Regions from separate parts of the Homo sapiens genome. Here all the other regions are linked to region 1. The links are chromatin loops, found by intact Hi-C in ENCODE. Cell type or tissue: Panc1. All regions are shown on one strand.

Region 1 (8,000 bases):
CAAAATCAGTGTGCAAAAATTGCTAGCATTCCTATACACCAACAACAGGCAAGCAGAGAGCCAAATCATGAATTAACTCCCATTCACAATTGCTACAAAAAGGATAAAATACCTAGGAATACAGCTAACAAGGGAAATGAAGGACTTCTTCAAGGAAAACTACAAACCACTGCTCAAAAAGAAATCAGAGAAGACACAAACAAAAGGAAAAACATTCCATCCTCATGGATAGGAAGAATCAATATCATGAAAATGGCCATATTGACCAAAGTAATTTATAGATTCAGTGCTGTTCCCATTAAACTACCATTGACATTCTTCACAGAATTAGAAAAAACTATTTTAAAATTCATATAGAACCAAAAAAGAGCCTGAATAGTCAAGACAATCCTAAACAACAAGAACAAAGCTGGAGGCATCACACTTCCTGACTTACAGCTATACTAGTAATTTCTAACTATACTAGTAACTTACAACTATACTAGTAACCAAAACAACATGGTACTGATACAAAAACAGACACATAGACCAATGGAACAGAATAGAAAACTCAGAAATAAGACTGCACACCTACAACCATTTGACCTTCAGCAAACCTGACAAAAACAGGCATTGGGGAAAGGATTGATTCCCTATTTAATAAGTGGTGGTGGGAGAACTGGCTAGCCATATGCAGAAAATTGAAACTGGACCCTTTCCTTACATTATATACAAAAATTAACTCAAGATGGACTAAAGACTTCAATGTAAAGCTGAAAGCTATAAAAACCCTACAAAAAAATCTAGGCAATACTATTCAGGACATAGGCACAAGCAAAGATTTCATGACAAAAGTACCAAAAGCAATTGCAACAAAAGCAAAAACTGACACATGGGATCTAATTAAACTAAAGAGCTTCTACACAGCAAAAGAAACTATCATCAGAGTGAACAGACAACCTACAGAATGGGAGAAAATTTTTGTAGTCTGTCCATGTGACAAAGGTCTAATGTCCAGAGTCTACAAAGAACTTAAACACATCTACAAGAAAAAAAAAAAAAAAACAATCCCATTAAAAAGTGGGCAGAGGATATGAATAGACATTTCTCAAAAGAAGACATACACGTGGCCTACAAACACATGAAAAAAAGCTCAACATTACTGGTCATTATAGAAATGCAAATCAAAACCACAATGAGATGTCATCTCATGCCAGTCAGAATGGCCATTATGAAAAAGTAAGAACACAACAGATGCTGGCGAAGTTACAGAGATAAAGAAATGCTTCTGCACTTTCGGTGGGAGTGTAAATTAGTTCAACCATTGTGAAAGACAGTGTGGCGATTCCCTAAAGATCTAGAACCAGAAATACCACTTGACCCAGCAATCCCATCACTGGTTATATAACTAAAGGAATATAAATCATTCTATTATAAAGATACGTGAACATGTATGTTCATTGCGGCACTATTCACAATATCAAAGACATGGAATCAACCCAAATGCCCATCAATGATAGACTGGATAAAGAAAATGTGGTACATATATACCATGGAATACTGTGCAGTCATAAAAAGGAATGCAATCATGTCCTTTCCAGAGGCATGGATGGAGTTGGAAGCTATTATTCTCAGCAAACTAAAACACAAACAGAAAACCAAACACCACATGTTCTCACTTGTAAGTGGGAGCTGAATGATGAGAACCCATGGACACTGGCGGGGAACAACACACACTGGTGCCTGTCGGGGGTGGGGTAGGGAGAGGGCGAGCATCAGGGATAATAGTTAATGGATGCTGGGCCTAATACCTAGGTGATAGGATGATCTGTGCAGCAAACCACCATGGCACACATTTGTCTATGTAACAAACCTGCACAACCTGCACACATACCCCTGAACTTAAAAGATGAAGAAAAAAAAAGAGCAACTGATTGCATGGTAGTGTTCATGAGTTTTCTAGTATATGTTTAACCACTGGCTTTCTGGAGAAAAAAGTGTGTGTATATTTGTGTGTATGTAGGCTGTGTTTATACACACACATATATGTCTGTGTATAAATATATGCATGTGAGATATATGTATATATGTGTATAGATATAGATATAGATATATATGTATAGATGGAGGCATCACACTTCCTGACTTATAATTTACAAATAATAGTAAAAGAGACACTGAATGCTTTTGTTGATTTTTGCTACCTACAGTGGTAATTGAAGAACAAGTATAATTCCAACAAGAATATTTTCATTTGCATTAACAAGTAAAGACAACAGTGTAAAAGGGAGACATGTTGGAGTTTCATATTCCTTTGTCAATAGTTTTTGAATATTAGACTTACATTTCTTCATGTTATGTGTGTTTGTGCTATTTGCAATGTAACAGCACAATTTGAAGTTTCATCTGCATTCTAATTTTCTCCATTAATTTCTTAAGTCTGGACCTTAAGTAAAGAAAAAGGCAGTAAACTTTTCCTATAAAGGGCCAGAGAGTAAATATTTTAGGGTTTTGGCCCAAAGACAACATGTAAGCAAATGGCCCTGGCTGAGTTCCAATGAAGCTTTGTTTACAAACACAGACAGCTAGCCATTGGGCCTGTAGATTGCCCACCCCAGTCTAGACAGCCTACAGAACAATAAATCAAGCCCTGATATTGCATTTCCTGATTTCTGTAGTGTTAATACGCCCACTATGGCCAATGTCAAACCACCAATGACATCATGAAGCACAGAGTTCTAACTTCTCTCTTTGGGCTGCCGTCTTCATACAAGTTCCTCATCGCTGCATTGTTTCAAGTAGAGACTGGATAAATAGTCACTGAGTTGTGGTATAAGGCTGCGGGAATTTTTTTTTTTTTTTGAGACAGAGTTTCGCTCTGTCGCCCAGGCTGGAGTGCAGTGGCGCCATCTCGGCTCACTGCAAGCTCCACCTCCTGGGTTCACGCCATTCTCCTGCCTCAGCCTCCCGGGTAGCTGGGACCAAAGATGCCCGCCACCACGCCCGGCTAATTTTTTGTATTTTTAGTAGAGACGGGGTTTCACCATGTTAGCCAGGATGGTCTCGATCTCCTGACCTCATGATCCGCCGACCTCGGCCTCCCAAAGTGCTGGGATTACAGGCGTGAGCCACTGCGCCAGGCCCAAGGCTGTGGTTTTTAAACTTGGTGACTTTAAAAAATAAAATGCATATTCTTGGTACCCAGATCTTAGAGATTCTGGTTCAGTAGGTCTGGAGTGGGTCCCAGCAGTCTGTTTTTATTTTGCTTTGTTTTGTTTTAGGCCCCTTAAGTGATTCTGATACAACTGTGGCCTGTAGTCTGGGAACTCCTAGGATAAAGAGATTTTGCATTAAATGTCCTTACCGTGTTTGTTACAACTATAACTCTCCTGGACTTTTGACAACTAACATGTTTTAACAGTATGAAAATACTAAGCAGCTTACAGGCTTTTTTTTTTTTTAACTTATTTTGTTTTCGTGTTTTTATCGTGTTTCCTTTTTCTTTAGTTGGGCATGATTTTAGAATTTATTTTGCTGGATAGTCTATCTTGATTTCAAAGTATTCTTTCTAAAGCATTTTAATTTTTTTCTTCCTCTTATGAACTGCATTTATATTAGCTAAAAAGATGATCCATGCTGTACATTTATACATTTCTGTAAGACTTAAATTCTGTGGGTTTAGGAAGTATTATTTTCCTGACTTATATATGGCAAATATTGAAGTAGCTGAATTTGTCTTGCTAGAAGTCTCAAGGTATGAATTAATGGAGATAACTCAGACAATTTTTTCTAAAGGGCATTACTTGCTGGAATGTTTTCTTTTTTCCTAGATTAACAGAAAATGTTATAAAATAAACTTTTATTTGATTTCTGTATTTTAAGATTTATTGTCTAGGGTTTTTTGCTAGAATTGTTTATGATCTATACCTCTTTCAGTTACTTCCCTGTTCGTATTATTGAAAATGTTCAATATGCAAAAGGAATGTATTTAATAATTTTCCTAACTATTTTTTTATGACTTGAAGGTATCAGTTTATGTTGAAAGAAAGTCATGAAAAATAGGTGGGAATTGAACAATGAGAAGAACACTTGGACACAGGAAGGGGAACATCACACACCGGGGCCTGTCATGGGGTAGGCGGAGTGGGGAGGGATAGCATTAGGAGATATACCTAATGTAAATGACGAGTTAATGGGTGCAGCACACCAACATGGCACATGTATACATATGTAACAAACCTGCACGTTGTGCACATGTACCCGAGAACTTAAAGTATAAGAAAAAAATAATAAATGTAAAAAAAAAGAAAAATAGATTACGTGTAGTTGTAATACCTAGTAATCCTTACTGGAAAGAAAAGTGTTAAATAGATATATGGTTGTCATAACACTAAAGTAAAACTTGAGAAAGAAAATTTTGTGGGTTTTTTCTTTCTTTTTTTGCATTGTGGTTGCTTTAGGAATTATTCTACTGCCCTCTAATGGTTGTGATCAGATTTCTTTCAAAATTGTCCTGACAAACGATTTCTCTTGTTAATTCAAGATTTAGTTATTAGTGCCATGTCTTTTATAGCTGATGTGCCTATATTTGTCTAATTAATGTCATACATAAATATATTTCATTATATTCAACTGAATAATTTTCCAACATACGTGCCAAATAATTACTACTGTGGCTTTTAATGAGCTCTAAAAATACATTAATTCTAGCGTTTAAGTTTCTTAGTACTTAATGAAGAAAAATACTGTTCCAAAATCCATACGTATATTCTTAAAACTTGGGAATTCCTGCTATTGCAAAATAGATGAATTGATCATTTGTAGATAGTTTTGTTAATGTGAAAATTCCCTTCCATTTTACTCTAGCTAGATGAGAACAATGTAAATCCTGTAAAATTAAAAATATTATGAAGACAGACTGTATAAAACAGGACTGTTTTGATATCTCTGCATACATATTATGCAAACATTTCTTGATTTTGTATATATTAAATTTTGTTTAGTGAATAATGTATACAAGTGCTCAAATCTGCTCCCTTGTGAATATGAGAGATGTTTGCTATAGATTTGGTGACGTGCTTTTCCAAACCTGAATTCAGAATGCCTATTCTTGATGAAGGCTTTCTGAAATATGAAAGAAAGACTTTATTTATCAGTAATGTACTTAACTATGTTTTGAAAACAACAGAATTAGGTGAAATTAGGACTGGGCCAGGTAATCTAGGACATTTGGTCATCATAACACTAAGGAAAACCTGCAAAAAAAGGAGAGGGGATTGATTATTATTTCCATTGTGGTTGACAAGAACTAAGTATTTGCATGTAATTTTCTTATTCTGCTGCCAAATGGCAATGACATTTACTTCTACAACCTCAAACAAACATGTAACCAAACAAAAACACATTTAAGTTCTAAGGAGTGTTATTTAACAAAACTCCACTCAAGAAATTCAGTTGATCATTCACTCAACCATCAAGTGCTTATTTCTTGCTAGGACGATGAGAAACAACCAGGAGGGAAGTTGGAACAGGGATTTTTGGAATTGAGAAGGAATAACTAAAAAGAATAGTTAAATTATGTCAAAGGAAAACAAAGTGTTGTTTCCTTTAGAGATCATTTAAAGGGGCTTTGTCTACTATTAACAATTACCAATTCCTCTTAACTACTCGAGTCCACGTGCAGTGGCTTCCCAGGTGAATTCTGTTCATTATCATGAGACTATGTTATGAAATAGGTATCATGGGCTCTCCTCTAACCTACTTTTGTTTCAAGTAAAATATCAGATTCATTTACTGCATCTTTTTCTGTAAGATAAGCAAGCAAACAAACAAACATAGAAAAGGATCCTTACCTAGTTAGAACCACTAAACCCCAGGAGAACAAAGGAAAATATTTTCTCTTAACCCACAGCTTTGTTAATATCAGCTTCATGAAGACTAAACTCTGTCAACCTAATCCTATCTGTTTAGTGTTTTTGGCTCTTTGGACTGCTCCCATTCTTACCTCTGTTCATTCTGTCCGTGTGTTTCAGTATTTTCACGACTGTCGTGGCCTTTGTTTTTCCAACTCTTTCTGCCTCTGGTGAATCTCTTCCTTCCACCTCCCCCTATAATTCTCCTTCTTCATCCTTTTGAATGATCAGGCCTTGCTCATCTCTGTATCCTCAGGGTTTAGCACAGGGCTTAGCACATGGCTTAGCACATAATTAATGAAGCTTAGGAGACCCTTGTTCAGTTTATAGAATGTGGGATGCTGGGCCAGGATCTTCAAAGACTAAAAGTGGTGAACAATTTTGCCACTTTCTTTATCTGTTATAACACAGGTATGATAGATGTAATCCCCTATATATTTTTACTTACTTATAGCCTGTATTCTTAAAGTGATTTTGACCTTTTCAAATTACTTTACCATCCTTTGTCCCACTGGATTTGAATCTCACGTGCCTATGGAGAAAGCAAGGGAGTTATTATTATCCCATATTACAGTTAAGCAAATTGAGACAGAGATTAAGTAGTTTTCTTTGTCTCTATGAGTGACAGAGCTGAGACTAGAATCTGCACTGTAGTTCTATATGAAGTGGAGTATAAATATCCTTCCCAAACTATAGATATATAAATTACATATATATATACACACACATAAACTATATATACATATCTATACACACACAGTTTTTGCATAAACATATGAAGTTATTCAAACATAGTTTTTTTTATAGAAACATAGCAGTCTAGAAGTATGTTCCTGTTTGGCTTAAGAGTTTTGTATAGACCCTAACAGTCATGTACTTACTATTCAGACTTGAAAAGGCTGTGGATCTAAAGATTGTTTACTAGTTACTGAGAGAAATCTCCTGCATTGAATTACTTTGGTAGATGCTCTTTGCAAGATCAGATGTGTTTGGCACCATACTACATGTTTCATTGAGTGGAGAGGAGGAAGATGAAATGACATAATTAATTATAAGACCAGCCTTAAGATTTCTGTGCTTAAAGAGCTATTCAGCCCCAGGGAATTACTTCAGGTCTGAGGCTGGGATGAGTTTCTTAACTTAATTGCCACTGCTTCTTGCCCTAATGAAGTTCTTTTTTAACAAAGTGAGGAGCATTTCTGGTGCTCTAGATAAGAAATCAGAATGTGGCCTATTTAGTTATTTTAGTGAGAAGAGGGAGCAGTGAAGGCGATAAAGAGGTATACCTATTTAGAACAATGGGTAATGTAATGATTTATCCGACAGAATTATCCCCCAAATAATTTGTCCCTGAAGAGACTTAATATTTGTTTTACTCTTAGGTAGTAAGACCTGAAAGCTCATTATGATCCCTACACAAACTAGTGTGGTCTCAGGACTCTAACTTGCAATGACTTATGTGAAAATATATCAGCAACACTGAGCCAAATGCAGAAAACAGTTGCCTTGCTGATTGTATTTAAAACTCAAAGCAGAGTCAGCCAATAGAGCCAAAACTGTTACTTAGCTGAAGTTAGGTTTTTTCTGACACTGCCCAACTTCTGTTATTTCCTTCTCTGCTTTCATGGTATCACTTTCCTATCCTCTCATGCTCTCTAATTGCCCAGAGCCCATGCATAGGCCTGCCTGCATTGACAGTACTCTCTGCTCTGAACCACACAACTGCTCACAGCCATCAAAACCTCCTCTTATTTAGCCTGTCGGTTGAAATATGACTCAAAAGTATTTTATACTCAAGTGTACTGAGGAATTAAGGTTCAAGGATGGTTCATTGTGGTCTTCTTTCTTCTTCCCTTCCTCCTCCCTTCCTTTCTTCTTTCCTTTAATTTGTTTTGATAGGGAACAAGTATTTAATGACGGTAAATCAATCAGAATAATTTAGGTTATACTTCAATAATAATGACCAACAAATCTCAGTGGCTTAAGCTAACAAAGGATTACTTCTCATTCCAAGTCAGGTTATCAGGGTCCCTGTGGTCACTCAGGGACCCAGAGAGCCAGGCTGGGGAGCATCCCTGTTCAAACATTGCCACTTGCTGTGTCAAAGGG
Region 2 (8,000 bases), 460 kb before region 1:
TTTCCTTCAGAAGAACACAGTTGCTGTAGTTCAGAGTAACAACAAACATTAAGCATAAGGTTTGTTTTTTTTTTTTCTTTTGAGACGGAGTCTCACTCTGTCTCCAGGCTGGAGTCCAGTGGCATGATCTCTGCTCACTGCTACCTCCACCTCCCAGGTTCAAGCGATTCTCCTGCCTCAGCCTCCCGAGTAGCTGGGACTACAGGTGCCTGCCACCACCTCCAGCTAATTTTTGTATTTTTAGTAGAGACAGGGTTTCACCATGTTGGCCAAGATGGTCTCGATCTCTTGACCTCGTAATTCGCCCGCCTCGGCCTCCCAAAGTGCTGGGATTACAGGTGTGAGCCACTGCACCCAGCCAAGCATAAGTTTATTTTAGAAAGAAAAAAGACATTGGCAGTGTTTCTGTCTTCCAGGCCTTCAGCCCATCAAAGCCCCTGTATAAAAACATCTTTTGGGGTCTCTTTTTAAAAGCTCCTATTCTCTTACCTCCCATCCTCACCTTAGCAGTGGGGTCCTGGTACCTGTTTTATGCACTGAGACTCTGCTGCTCCTGCATGATCACAGTTGATCGAGGAGGGAGTCTGCTCCTGAACCAACCTGGGCCAATCAGGAGTTTCCTCCCGCCTTCCCTGGGAATTTCAGACTTGAAATAGTTCATGTAGGGCCAGAACTTCAGAACAATGAGGCCAACTAGCAGTTAACCCGTTCTGTTGAAAAAAAAAAAAAAAGTGAGGTGTCTGCATTAAGAGAAGTAAAGATGAGCGAAGGAGAGTTCTCTCTGAAGTCCCAGAGATTTCCAGTTTTCAGTTCTATCCTCAGGCCAGCTGCCTTCTTACCCTTGGATTCGTTCTAGGAGATAGCCTTGATTCTGTTATAGTTTCCACTTTAATATTTACACCAGCTTGGGTTTTTCTGTTAAATGCACATACAAAAAATTTTGACCTGATCGACCACCATTCCATCTTTCTTTTAATTTAGCATTACTGCTTTCTAGCCATTTTCATAGGAAGAAAGTATAAAGCAAACAGAAATGAATATAAAAATTTGTTGCTGAATTACAAGTAGTGTCACGAAGTCTAATCCACAATAAACAGGCTTTTCAAAATCATTCAGAGCAAGAACAGGAGGAATGTTCCTGCTGTGGTGTTGTAAAGCTAATAGTATTATAATACTATAGTTCATATTGAAAGAATATATACTCCAACATAATACTGAACAGGGTAGGAAAGGAGTTAATGGCCAAGATATTGGGTGAGGATATGAGTAAGGGGGGACTAGAAATGAACTGCATCTCCAGGCCCATAGTCCCTATACTAATGGCTATGCTATGAAACTGCAAATTAGAATTTTGAGGCATTCTCAGAAGAAAATGACCAAATGAACTGAATTTTTTAAGTGGGCAAAAGGTGGATTCTGGAAACCACTTGGGCATGTTAGTGCTGGCATGATTCCAGCCATCTGTGTGTTCTTTGAAGTGATGTTCCTTAGGATACTTACTCTTTTTTTCCAAGCAAAAAGGCCAGCTGCCTTCTCACCCTTGGATTCATTCTAGAATCCAGATAGATTCTTTGATTCTTTGATCAGGATATCCTTGATTCTATAATAACTTCCACTTCAATCTTTTAGGAGATACACTCTTTTTGCTTGGTACTAGACTGGTGGTTCTGAGGACTATCTTACATTTTATGTATCTGGGTTTTAGCAGAGTCTGTGAGGAAGACTGCTGTGATATGCTTATGGATTGAATGGGAAAGTGTGGCTGGTTCTTCAGCCGGTAGAATGACCGAACTCAAAGAATGCATGTTGACAGACTGATGTAGACTGGAGAGAAACTGCAAATGACATGCCACCATGTTCATTAACGACTTAGGTGACAATATAAGGCATGGTCAAATTTGCATGGAGGGAAACTAGAAGTTATAATAAATACCAATACTAATGAATTAATGAAAAATCTCAACAATGTTATTAAACTGAACTGGGGTCTGCTTGCCCAGCATGGTAAGGCCAAACATCCATACCAAGGTTTTCAGCAGGAGAAAGGGGGGCATTTATTTGTAGGCACCTTGAAGCAAGGAGAATTGGGCAGTTTATGCTTAGGACCTGACCTCTTCAATGGCTCATAAGGAAGGGTTTTTAAATGCAGGGGTACATTTTAAGCAAGAGTTATAGGCAAAATTGTAAATTAATACATGGAGGTTCTATAATACATTGGTTTGGCCTAAAAGGGTGGGATATCTTGAAGTGGGGGCTTATAGGTAACAGATTTAAAGATTTTTTTGATTTGTAATTGGTTAAGGAAGAGAAGCTTTATTTAAAATTTTGGGGTCATCAGAAAAGAATGTTGGCCCTGGCTCTTGGGTATGACTTCTTTTAGACCCTTCAGGAAGAAATTCAGAGCAAGGAGTGGCAGCATTTAATCTTCATTTCCCCCTTACTAGAGGTTTATGTGTCAGTGGATCCACTTGGTGGCGGGTCTGGTTTTTTGAAAAACAACTTAGGGACGTATGTTATAAGATGCTCTTTTTAGTTTTTATAGAGACCCAAACCATCCAGTGACTAATTTTTTTGGCTATTGTTTTAAGTTATTATCTTTTTGTTCATTATGTTATTTTTTAGGGCTAGCTAGGTATCTGGAATTTTTTTTTAAGGAATTCAAGATTTTAAAAAAATTTTGTTTGGTGCGGGGACAGGCTGCAGGCCCCTAAGAGGGGTCCCTGTTCCATCTCAAAAGTAACACAGTTACTTTTACCTCCAAAATCCAAAAACCAACAAAACACAGCAAACAAAAAAGACAATATAAACTCCAGGCCAAAAAGAATAAGAGATAACAGAGAGACGACAAAATAATTTTTAGAAACTAGGAAGCAAATGGGCAATTGGTAACTAAATAAACTACAGAAAAATGAAAGCTGAGTGCCCACAGGAGGTGGTGGGGAGAGGGGCAGAAGCAAGCTGATTCAAGACCTTAAAGCTTGTCCACTAGGTTCCTCCAAAGACAGGTGAAGTGTGGTCAAAAATGGGAGCAGTGGAAAGTCTGTTAAGCCACAGTGAGACCCTCCTAGTTAACCCTTTTCACCTATGGAAACTGTCCCACTCCCGCATGGAACACTGGTGGTCTTATTTTCTGGAGTTGTGGAATCAGGACCTCTGGATTCGGGAATACCAGGCAGAGATGAAGGCCAGAGTGTTATACTGAAAGCAGAGGATTAAGTGGACGTCTACACACTGAGCAGCGAGATGCCCAGCTGCCTTCTCCTCCTAAGCTCCTAGAAAACTGGCATCTATTTAACATCCTTTAAGCAGGAAGTTAAAGGGTTCCTTTCTGAGAAATCCTGTCCAAGAAAAAAATGCTCATATATATACTGGCAGTTTGAGGGTTCTCAATGAAACAGCCCATCCTGGCCAGAGAAGCCTGCCTGTGAACAAATCCCTCGCACTGCTGTCAGCTTGCTGGCACCTTGCTAGCAGCATTAGTGGACAGCTCACGATCATCAGACTACTGAGGAACGCTTCAGGACTGGGAGAGATCCATATAAGCAATGGGAGGGGAGGAAGGAACGCAAAGGGAACAGAATTGGTGCAGGAAGTAGAAAAACAAAACGCAGTTCATATCCCCAGATAAGACAATACCATACACATGAAATAAGAGGATGCTATTAAAAGGAAGGAATTCAAAGAATGAGAACATTATAAGATTTAAAATGTAATTGCAAGAATTAATTCAATGAAAATATGAAAATAGAATTTAAAGAGACAAAATGGAAAACTGAGAACATTTCAGATAAGAAAATTAAAGGTTATAAAAGTCTAAATGAGTTCTTTGTGGCAGTTGCCACATCTTATAAATTCATGTACATTTCAGTGTGTGTGACTGCTTGATTATAAATAATTCCAGTGGGAGGAACATACCCTGCAATGATTTTTTATATGCAGTAGATGGCAGTGCATTTCTATAAATTTAGGACTGTATTTCATAAAATTTAATTGTCTTAATATGTTTTGTCTAACTTTCAACATTTCAATAGAAAAAAATCTCAGTCTCGCCCTCCACATTTGAGCAATCAGATCCATAAGCTCTGTTTGTGCGGCTCCCATCAGCATTGAAAGAAGGGCAGCTGGACCCTAGTATGTGTTTCTTGCTGCCCGTTTTTCAGCCTTAACCTAAACAAGTCTAGCAGGTATCAGGGCAACCAGATGAAGCATGAAAAGTCTAATCATAACCCTGAAGATCATACCCCAAATTTATCCTGTTTGCAGTTCAGGGTAAGTATGCTAATGTGAAGAGTGAGAGTTAGCAGGACCACTTGGCATTTTAGTAGACAGTCAGGTGTTTCTATTCAGGGAGTTCAGACAAGTGTAGAGGAGAAAGAGAAAGCCAATAAACAGAAACCTCTGGCCCAGTGACCTGCAACTGCATAAAAGAGGACAAGCAGTATTCAATTCTGTTATAACTAGTTCCAAGGATGCCAAGCCTCTTTTTTTTTTTTTTTTTTTTTTTTTTTTTTTAAGAGATGGGGTTTTGCTTTGTTGCCCAGGCTGGAATGCAGTGGTGCAATCACAGCTCAATGCAACCTAGTCCTCCCTAGCTCAGGTCATCCTCCCACCTCAGCCTCCTAAGTAGCTAGTATTACAGGCATGCACCACCATGCCAAAAAACCAAGCACAAGATTCCTCCTCTCTGGGCAGGGCATCTCTGGAAAAAAAAAAAAAAAAAGCAGCCCCAGTCAAGGACTTATAGATACAAACCACCATCTCCCTGGGACAGAACACCTGGGGGAAGGGGTGGCTGTGGGCACAGCTTCAGCAAACTTAAATGTCCCTGCCTGACAGCTCTGAAGAGAGCCAGCAGATCTCCCAGCACAGCGTTCAAGCTCTGATAAGGGACAGACTGCCCCCTCAAGTGGGTTTCTGACTCCACTGTATCCTGACTGGGAGACACCGCCCAGTAGGGACTGACAGACACCTCATACAGGAGAGCTCTGGCTGGCATCTGGTGTGTACCCCTCTGGGACTAAGCATCCAGAGGAAGGAACAGGCAGCAATGTTTGCTGTTCTGCAGCCCCTGCTGGTGATACCCAGGCAAACAGGGTCTAGAGTGGACCTCTAGCAAACTCCAGCAGACCTGCAGCAGAGGGGACTATTAGTAGGAAAACTAACAGAAAGGAATAGCATTAACATTAACAAAAAGGACGTCCCCTCAGAGACCCCATCCGAAGGTCACCAACGTCAAAGACCAAAGGTACATAAATCCATGAAGATGAGGAGAAACCATCACAAAAAGGCTGAAAATTCCAAAAACCAGAATGCCTCCTCTCCTCCAAGGATCACAACTCCTCGCCAGCAAGGGAACAAAACTGGATGGAGAATGAGTTTGACGAATTGACAGAAGTAGGCTTCAGAAGGTGGGTAATAACAAACTCCTCCGAGCTAAAGGAGCATGTTCTAACCCAATGCAAGGAAGCTAAGAACCTTGATAAAAGGTTAGACAAATTGCTACCTAGAATAACCAGTGTAGAGAAGAACATAAATGACCTGATGGAGCTGAAAAACACAGCACAAGAACTTCATGAAGCATACACAAGTATCAATACCCAAATCGATCAAGCAGAAGAAAAGATATCAGAGATTGAAGATCAACTCAATGAAATAAAGTGAGAAGACAAGATTAGAGAAAAAAGAGTGAAAAGAAACGAACAAAGCCTCCAAGAAATATGGGACTATGTGAAAAGACCAAATCTACGTCTGATTGGTGTACCTGAAAGTGATGGGGAGAATGGAACCAAGTTGGAAAACACTCTGCAGGATATTATCCAGGAGAACTTCTCCAACCTAGCAAAGCAGGCCAACATTCAAATTCAGGAAATACAGAGAACACCACAAAGATACTCCTCGAGAAGAACAACCCCAAGACACATAATTATCAGATTCACCAAGGTTGGAATGAAGGAAAAAATGTTAAGGGCAGCCAGAGAGAAAAGTCGGGTTACCCACAAAGGAAAGCCCATCAGACTAACAGTGGATCTCTCGGCAGAAACCAGAAAAGAGTGGGGGCCAATATTCAGCATTTGTAAAGAAAAGAATTTTCAACCCAGAATTTCATATCCAGCCAAACTAAGCTTCATAAGCGAAGGAGAAATAAAATCCTTTACAAACAAGCAAATGCTGAGAGATTTTGTCACCACCAGGCCTGCCCTACAAGAGCTCCTGAAGGAAGCACTAAATATGGAAAAGAACAACCGGTACCAGCCACTGCAAAAACATACCAAATTGTAAAGACCATCGACACTATGAAGAAACTGCATAAACTAACAGGCAAAATAACCAGCTAGCATCATAATGACAGGATCAAATTCACACATAACAATATTAACCTTAAATGTAAACAGGCCAAATGCTCCAATTAAAAAACACAGACTGGCAAATTGGATAAAGAGTCAAGACCCATCAGTGTGTTGTATTCAGGAGACCCATCTCATGTGCAAAGACACAAATAGGCTCAAAATAAAGGGATGGAGGAATATTTACCAAGCAAATGGAAAGCAAAAAAAGCAGAGGTTGCAGTCCCAGTCTCTGAAAAAATAGACCTTAAATCAACAAAGATCAAAAGAGACAAAGAAGGTCATTACATAATGGTAAAGGAATCAATGTAACAAGAAGAGCTAACTATCCTAAATATATACGTACCCAATACAGGAGCACCCAGATTCATAAAGCAAGTTCTTAGAGACCTATAAAGAGACTTAGACTCCCACATAATAATAGTGGGAGACTTTAACACCTCCCTGTGAATATTAGACAGACTGACGAGACAGAAAATTAACAAGGATATCCAGGACTTGAACTCAGCTCTGGACCAAGCAGACCTAAATAGACATCTACAGTACTCTCCGCTCCAAATCAACAGAATATACATTCTTCTCAGCACCACATCACACTTATTCTAAAATTGACTACATAATTGGAAGACACTCCTCAGCAAATGCAAAAGAATGGAAATCGTAACAGTCTCTCAGACCACAGCGCAATCAAATTAGAACTCAGGATTAAGAAACTCACTCAAAACTGCACAACTACATGGAAACTGAACAACCTGCTGCTCCTGAATGACTACTGGGTAAATTAAACAAAATTAAGGCAGAAATAAAGATGTTCTTTGAAACCAACAAGAACAAAGACACAACATAGCAGAATCTCTGGGACACATTTAAAGCAGTCTGTAGAGGGAAATTTATAGCACAAAATGTCCACAAGAGAAAGTAGGAAAGATCTAGATCAACACCCTAACATCACAATTAAAAGAACTAGAGAAGCGAGAGCAAACAAATTCAAAAGCTAGCAGAAGACAAGAAATAACTAAGATCAGAGCAGAACTGAAGGAGATAGGCATAAAAAACCCTTCAAAAAAATCAATGAATCCAGGAGCTGTTTTTTTGAAAAGATTAACAAAATAGACCACTAGCCAGACTAATAAAGAAGAAAAGAGAGAAGAATCAAATAGACACAATAAAAAATGGTAAAGGGGATATCACCACTGATCCCACAGAAATACAAACTACCATCAGAGAATACTATAAACATCCCTATGCAAATAAACTAGAAAATCTAGAAGAAATGGATAAATTCCTGGACGCACACACCCTCCCAAGACTAAACCAGGAAGATGTCGAATCCCTGAATAGACCAATAACAAGTTCTGAAATTGAGGCAGTAATTAAGAGCCTACCAATAAAAAGAAGTCCAGGACCAGACAGATTCACAGCTGAATTCTACCAGAGGTACAAAGAAGAGCTGGTACCATTCCTTCTGAAACTGTCCCAATCAATAGAAAAAGAGGGAATCTTCCCTAACTCATTTTATGAGGCCAGCATCATCCTGATACCAAAACCTGGCAGAGACACAACAAAAAAAGAAAATTTTAGGCCAATATCCCTGATGAACATCGATGTGAAAATCCTCAATAAAATACTGGCAAACCGAATCCAGCAGCACATCAA
Region 3 (8,000 bases), 160 kb before region 1:
AATAGGCATGTGCTGCCACACCCAGCTAATTTTTTAATTTTTTGTAGAGATGGGGTCTCACTATGTTACCCAGGCTGGTCTCGAACTCCTGGGCTCAAGCAGTTCTCCCACCTCAGCCTCCCAAAGTGTTGGGATTACAGATGTGAGCCACTGTGTCCAGCCAGTTCCCAGTATTGTAGAGTATGGTGACTTTTAAGAATTGTGGCTATTATCCCTTTTGATTATTTGTTTAGATCAAATACCATAATGCTTTATTGATAAATACTTTGGCATATTTGGACATACTTCCTAAGTATAGCGTGCTTGTGTATATAATGCTTTTCAGGTTTTGTGTAGTAGCGGGTATGAGTATGCTCTGAGAAAAAGAAGAATAGAAGTGAAAGACCTGGTTATACTTATTTTTAAATGAATCACAGACTTACAAAATTTGTAGAGCTAAGAGGTATCTTGGAAATCATATAGTCCCGCTCCTTCATTTTTAGGGTCGGGAATATAAAGGACCAGTGTGGTTGACTTACATAAGGTCACAGTAGTAGTAAGGAATAGCACAGTACTGTGAATAGGCTGAGATAATCAATTTATATTATTTCTGGATTTTCTGACCCAGTTTGAGGAAAGTATTGTGTATTTGAGAAACTCACACATTCTTAAAAAGTAATTTTTTAAACAGCTTTTCAAAAGATCTTTCATATGCTAAAATATTGAACAACATGCTTGGAGTATAGTTAAGAGGTGACAGTACCATGTAGTGGGCAGGTAGTTAAGAAATCTACATCCTAATTCCAGCTCTGGTACTTACAACCTTGGAAAAAGTCGTCCAGAATGAAGAAAGTCAGTTTGTATTATTCAAAATGAATGGATCAGGCGAGATTCTCTCTGAGGGCCCTTTTAGTTCAAAAATTCTGTGTAAAAGTGAAGCAGTTGTAAGCCATTGAAACTTGATGTGATCAAAGCTTTATGACATCAGAGCAGAGACATATGTGTAGTATCTCTCCAAAACGTATCAGCAGCTCAACATATAGAATTTCATATCTTGATTCCATGCCGTACCTACTCATTAGGCACTGTTGATTCTTTCCAGATACTTTCTATTTCTTAGGCTTAATTTGGATGCTCCTTCTTTGCTTGAAGCTTGGTACAGGAATATGAATACCAGGAATAGATATATATGAAGCAATAAACTTATTTGATAGTCTTTTGGCTCTTCCAAATGAATAGTTCACACATGTGTTAGATGTGTTGGTGTATTAAAGAATGAAGAAAACCCGAGGTTGCTTAAATTTGTAGCATCTTTTACTGTAAGGTACTATAACTGCTCTGTGGGCTAGTTTTGTTGAATTGGTATGTTTTGCTTGATCAATTTCCCTTATTTGATATTCTGGAAAATCTGTAAAAAAGTAAATCCGGAGTTTCTTAGCCAGCCTTACTCTAATTCAAGGAAAGTGTCCCATAAGAGCAGTAAAAAAGAAGACCATCTGGACCCACTTCAGTGTCATTGTACCTTGTCCCCTATCACTGATGCTAGTATATGGTTACTCTTATTTGCTGATTGCAGTGGTCTCCAAGTAATCAATCTGTGACCAGCCTAAGCTCAGACCATGTTTGCAGTGAAGCTTCCCCAACCTTTCTCCAGAAGACATATGGTCAGTCCCAAGGAGCCATTTACAATCCATATACAGAAAGTGCTTATGGAAGATTGTGTAGCAAGGGCAATGTGAAGCCAGTAGTGTGGCAATACTTTCCTTGCTGGGATAAGGTAAATCAGTGATAGGAGATAATGTATATAAGGCTCATAGCTTAGAGTCTGGCTCATTTATAAATGTTCAGTAAATATGTTCTTATTCTGCTTTACAATTTTGCCTTTGGACTTACAACCCTCAAGCAATCATGTATTTTGTTAAGGCTTGGGAAATCTTCTAGAATATTTGACTTAGTGTAGAGTTTTGATATAGTGTCCTTTCTTCTGTTGTTTAACTTAAAGAAGAGCTTAAATGTTTTGTGACTTCAGTATTCCTCATTTTGGGGCTTAGCAATTTAGGGGCATGATTTATATTAAAGACCTTCATATCTAGAAATAATTTATATGCCTTCTCAGGGTGTGGGAGTATAGGGGTATGAATTGTGAAAAATTGAGTCTCCTTTCCAAATGTATATGCTGTTTTAGGTCGAAAACACAAGAAGTCAAGAATACTAGATGAAAATGTTATCCTTAAAGTTAAAGGGCTCAATATTTTTTATTGCAAATGGTGTTCTAATTTTTTCTGTTATTTATATCATATATATTATTTAACAAAATAATTGATTTTGGGTTATTGTACAAACTGCATTATTGTCTGAATTTCTTTTGTCTTGCAAATTAATTTGCAAGAATAAAATAATTTTCTATTTTATCCTTTGTATTTCCAGTGTTAAAAATTACTGTGGTCTTTATTAAAAGTATGTGTTCAATTTAGTTAAAAAAGATTGTTTTAATGTAAAATGTTTAGTACTTTTTTCCCAAAAGAGAATGTCACAATTTAGAAGCAATCCAGAGTTTGTATTTAAAGGACTGTTTATAAGAAAACTATATGGAAAAAGTTGTCTGAATTACAACATTTTATTATTTTGATGTTTGAAATATTTTTAAAATTCTTTTATCATAAAGTCATAAATGAGATAAGGATATTTATGACCACTATTATCACTCACCTTTGTTTTAGAAGTTCTAACCAATGTAGTTATCTCAGAAAAATAAATCAGGAAGATATAGAAATCACTATTATTTATAAATGATATGATTGACTACTTTAGAAAAAGTTAATAAAAATTAAGTAAAAGGGGCCGGGCATTGTGGCCTACGCCTGTAATCCCAGCACTCTGGGAGGCTGAGGTGGGCAGATCATGAGGTCAGGAGATCGAGACCATCCTGGCCAACATGGTGAAACCCCATCTCAACTAAAAATGCAAAAATTAGCTGGACGTGGTGGCACACACCTGTAATCCCAACTACTTGGGAGGCTGAGGCAGGAGAATCTCTTGAACCCAGGAGGTGGAGGTCGCAGTGAGCCGAGATTGTGCCACTGTACTCCAGCCTGGTGACAGAGTGAGACTCCGTCTCAAAAAAAAAAAAAAATTAAGTAAAAGGGTCTGTGGTCAATCCCAGAAATAATCAAATGAATACAGATTAAACCGAAACATGAGATTTGCTTTTACCTTTCAGGTGGACAATATCTCATATAATAAGTACACACTTATTAAGTGTTTATTGTACATCAAATATCATATTAACTCATTTAATTCTAATAATAACCCTTTCAGGTAGGTACAATGATACAATCCCCATTTAACAGAAATCTGCAGAAATGTTGAGTAGCCTTCCAGAGGTCATAGAGCATGGCAGAGCTGAGATTTGAACTCAGCTATAAAATTCTAGTTCTAGAACCTATACTTTTATCCACTAAGCTGCCTCCAAAGATGGATAACATTCAGTGTTGGTGAAGGTATTTGGAAGAAAATAGCTACCTTCTCTGCACTGCAGATATGGGAATGCTTATCATGCCTCCTTTTCAAAAGGCATTCGGTAACACTCATCAACAGCTTAGGATACAGCTATTTTGCTTCTAAGAAATAATCCTAAGGAAATAATCAGGCAAGTGTGCAATAATGAATGTGAGGGTGTGTTTACAGCATAGTTTACAACAGTAATCTAAATGACCATCTTGAGGGAATTGTGTAACTAAATTATGGTATATACATCATACAGTGGAATGTTAAATAGCTATTAAAAAGGCTGATATAGTTTCATGTTTATTAATATGAATGCCCACTTTACATTTTGTGTGAAAACAAAGCAAGCTACAAAATAGTTTTGCTCTATAGTATCATTTCACCTTATTTATACATCAAAGTGGCTATACATTAAAGTAACTATACATGTATTATGCATGTATAAATCTGGCGAGGCGGGCGGATCGCTTGAGGTCAGGAGTTTGAGACCAGCTTGGCCAATATGGTGGAACCCTGTTTCTACTAAAAATACAAAAATTAGCCATAAATTGCTTGAACCTGGGAGGCAGAAGTTGCAGTGAGCTGAGACCGTGCAACTGCACTCCAGCCTGGGCAACAGAGTGAGTCTCTGTCTCAAAAACAAACAAACAAACAAACAAAACCCATAGAAGTATTTCTTTTTTCTGTTCCCCCAACTCTTATTATTTTGTGGTAAAATTAGGCCGACAATTTCCAGTTTGGTTTTTTGCCTTCTGAATGTGAGGCAGTCTTACATGGAGCTTTTCATGAAGCTCCACGTCACAATTTTGTTTTTGAAGTTTCAACTTTCAAGGTTATATTGATTCTCTATCCCCGAACTGCTCCAGAAATCTAGGTGTGCTGTCATTAGGTGGGGCTAGTGAGCTTTGGATGTTCTAAACTGCAGGTCCCACCCTCGTTTGCCTGAGCTTCCTGATGAAAACATGACTTTTAGGTAATATAATTTATAAGAAAATAGAACTCTGTTAAAGTAACTAAATATAAGCTATCACTGACTGTTAAAGCAGATGATATTTTAAGCTGCATTTAAAATCAACAGATGTCATTATTAATCAGGAATCTTTTGTCAGACAGTCAGAATTTTTCTCTGAGATGCTCTGTATGGATCCTAATTACAATACTCTTCCTAATTACAATACTCTCCTTCCTAAGTGTTAGGAAGAGCTTCCTAAAGCTTGTACTCCACAGCACACCCCATCCTGGGTTCAGTCTTAGCCGATATTGAAGTGCTTTGAGGCAGTTCATTTTCTACTCAAACTTTTAGTTCACATGCTTAAAACTAATGTAGTTGGCTGCGTTCTTTCAAAGTCTTCTTTAGAAGTAATTGTCTGATGCATTTTAGCATCACCCCAGTCCAAGACCCTAAACTGATATGATGTAAAAGAAGAAAGAGTCACTACTGATTTATTGCAGAGAACCCAAACTCTTGGTGTTAGAGATCTTGAAATTCTGTGTCCTTAAAGAGGAATGAAGCCTACCCCTTCTTTCTTATGTGAGTGGATTAATTTGCTTACATGGTCTCTGTAGGCAGAACAAATACAAAGGTCTTGCTGAGTTGCCTAAACATATTCCTTAGAACAGAACTGCTATAAAAAGCAAATTTTACAGAAAATAAGCTTTAAAAAAAATTTTGTCAGAGGCCACAATTTCATCATGGAGTCTCACTGGTTCTTACAGATGGGGTTTAGTCTCATTTTTTGTATTCCCAGCCCTGGCATTGATTTGCTCAAATTAGAAGATTATCTTATTGGGCAGTCTCCCATTGATAAGCCCTGCTCTGGAAATATACCAGGCTACATTTATTGGGCCCATGTTTTTTTTTTTTTTTTTAGTGCTTTGGGGTCAGTCACTCATTTGATCATGCATAGAAAAATCCCAGAATTGTTTTCTGAGGAAGATTTTGCCCAGAAATGATCCCTCCACCACCCTCCATGCAGGAGAGGAGTGGTCTTTTGTGCAGGTGCTCATGTTGGTTAGCTTTCTTCATCTTCATAAAAGGATGAAACCCTTCCAAAGTGGCTTTGCACTGGATCACATGTCAGATGTTCAAGGTCAGATTTATATTAGTGGATATTACCTTGAACTTTCTGTTGCCAGTTCTTACAAGAAATTCATTATAAAGAATTACTTGGAAAATAGGAAGCCCAGACATGGCTTTAAGAGTTAAAATTTAAGTCTAAATTTACCCTTGGACTGAGTTGGGAGTATAGTTGTTTATCCAGCACCATTCTAGTGAGCCACACATGTTAATTTTTAAAAATAGCCAAATTCAAAACAGATGAAATTAATTTTAATAGTATGTATTATTTAACTCAGTATATCTAAAACACTACCATTTATAATCTTGTAAAAACTTATGATCAATATGTCTTATTGATGAGATATTTTAATTTTTTTGTGCTAATTCTTTAAAATCTGGTGTGCATTTTATACTTGCAGCATATCTCATTTTAGGCTAGCCACATTTCAAATGATCAATAGCCACATGTAGCTAGGAGCTCCTGTAATGGACAACACAGTGTTGTACCATTACTGAGCTATGTATGCTTGTTCCTGAATTGGGCCTATTGGTGTTAGGCCAATGAGATGACATAAAAATGGTAATACAACACTATAGTATTTGATGTAGTTAGAAGAATGGAGACTAATACTTCCTACACCATGAAGACCAATTGGAGAAAGTTCTCCAAATAAGAAATAAATCATTTCTTATTTATTTACTTATTGAGACGATGTCTTGCTCTGTCACCCAAGCTGGAGTGCAGCGGTGTGATCTCGGTTCACTGCAACTTCCGCCTCCTGGGTTCAAGGGATCCTCCCACCTCAGCCTCCCAAGTAGCTGGGATTAGAAGTATGTGCCACCACGCCTGGCTAATTTTTGTATTTTTAGTAGAGACGGGGTTTCACCATGTTGGCCAGGCTGCTCTCAAACTCTTGACCTCAGTGATCCTCTTGCCTTGGCCTCCCAAAGTGGTTGGATTACAGGCATGAGCCACTGCGCCCAACCATCAGGAAATCATTTCTGTTTATCTTATGGATGGGGAATGGGTCTGTGATTCTTGTAACTCTTTGGATGTTAGAAAGATCAGAGATAAATTAATGGCCTGTTTCTAGTGTCTGAACAGAGGAGAAAAGCATGAGTTCTGGGTATAAACTTTACCCCACATTTCTTTTCTTTTTTTTTTTTTTTTTTGAGACGGAGTCTCGCTCCATCACCAGGCTGGAGTGCAGTGGCGCGATCTCAGCTCACTGCAACCTCCGCTTCCCAGTTCAAGCAATTCTCCTGCCTCAGCCTCCTGAGTAGCTGGGATTACAGGTGCGTGCCACCACGCCCAGCTAATTTTTGTATTTTTAGTAGAGACGGGGTTTCACCATGTTGGTCAGGCTGGTCTTGATCTCTTGACCTCGTGATCCACCCGCCTCGGCCTCCCAAAGTGCTGGGATTACAGACATGAACCACTGTGCCCAGCCTACCCCATATTTCTTAAGCTTGCTTTCCTTTTTTGACAACTTTCAGCTTGTTGAATGTAATACTGCAGTGTTTCAATTCCTTTTAATTAATAAAAATATTTTATTTCAATTTTCACAATGTTTCAATAATTATATCTGTCTAAATTTTATGGGAAATAGAATTTAAAAATTCTTAGGCAAATCTCTCGGTTGACTTTTGGTTCATTTTAAATTTGTTTAACAAATTTGGATATACTTGGAGAGATAGTGTCAGTTATTTGGTCTAACTTGGGACTACATATAGATAATACCTGGTGATTTCTTATGTCAGCAGTTCTCAAATTTCAGCATTTATCAGCATCAAATGGGGAACATGTTAAAAACCTGATATTTGGGCTGGGCGTGGTGGCTCACATCTGTAATCCCAGCAGTTTGGGAGGCTGAGGCGGGTGGATCACCTGAGGTCAGGAGTTGGAGACCAGCCTGACTAACATGGTGAAACCCTGTCTCTACTAAATGCAAAAAATTACCCAGGCGTGGTGGCACATGCCTGTAATCCTAGCTACTTGGCAGGAGAATCTCTTGAACCCGGGAGGCAGAGGTTGCAGTGAGCCAAGATTATGCCATTGTACTCCAGCCTGGGAAACAAGAGAGAAACTCCATCTCAAAAAAAAAAAAAAAAAAATCTGATATTTGGGCAGCATCTAACAGGTGGCTTATGATCAGTAGATTTGGAGACTAGACAATGGTGGTTGAACATGCTGTCTGCTGTTATATTCCTGGTAGCTGCCTCTTCCAGCTTTCTTCTTCCTCTCATCTCCAGAAAAAATGCTGTAACCCCACAATCCTTTTCTTTCTTTCCCTGCCACTCTCTGGCTAAGCACCGTGTTTTTATCGGTCAACTCAGATTCTTTCCCTTCTGCTTCACCTATTATCTAGGTTTTGTGTACTAAACAGTGGGACATATCCATTGTATTACTGAAGTTCTTTACATCTATGACAGAAACCCAACCTAAACTCTGCAA

Evidence for each region. Peaks named below come from ENCODE experiments on the same cell type or tissue, not always from the same donor. Only the 100,000 strongest peaks of a DNase experiment are listed, where the experiment ranks them.
Region 2: it touches region 1 in a loop (3-fold over the local background); 36 of 110 quality-filtered maps call a loop at or near these places.
Region 3: a loop joins it to region 1, with 15 times the contacts of the local background. A loop is called at or near these places in 63 of 110 quality-filtered maps.

The regions. Positions count from the first base shown.
Region 1 is chr2:196,294,770-196,302,769 of GRCh38, reverse strand. The region is part of intron 13 of HECW2 (HECT, C2 and WW domain containing E3 ubiquitin protein ligase 2); the gene reads left to right. Among named protein-coding and RNA genes, the nearest start is that of HECW2-AS1, 39 kb to the right of the region's middle. In Panc1, CTCF peaks have their summits at 4,259 and 4,462 (motif pointing left); no DNase peak of the experiment used is centred here; H3K27ac peaks cover 3,760 bases.
Region 2 is chr2:196,755,008-196,763,007 of GRCh38, reverse strand. No RefSeq gene overlaps it. Among named protein-coding and RNA genes, the nearest start is that of GTF3C3, 41 kb to the left of the region's middle. In Panc1, CTCF peaks have their summits at 3,761 and 3,967 (motif pointing right); no DNase peak of the experiment used is centred here.
Region 3 is chr2:196,450,150-196,458,149 of GRCh38, reverse strand. All of the region lies in intron 1 of HECW2 (HECT, C2 and WW domain containing E3 ubiquitin protein ligase 2), which reads left to right. LOC105373821 (a long non-coding RNA gene) reads right to left here and starts at 889. Exons shown (of 5, transcript XR_007087827.1): 1 at 803-889. RefSeq lists an enhancer at 4,050-4,149. In Panc1, CTCF peaks have their summits at 4,143 and 4,367; a DNase peak (open chromatin) is centred at 4,379.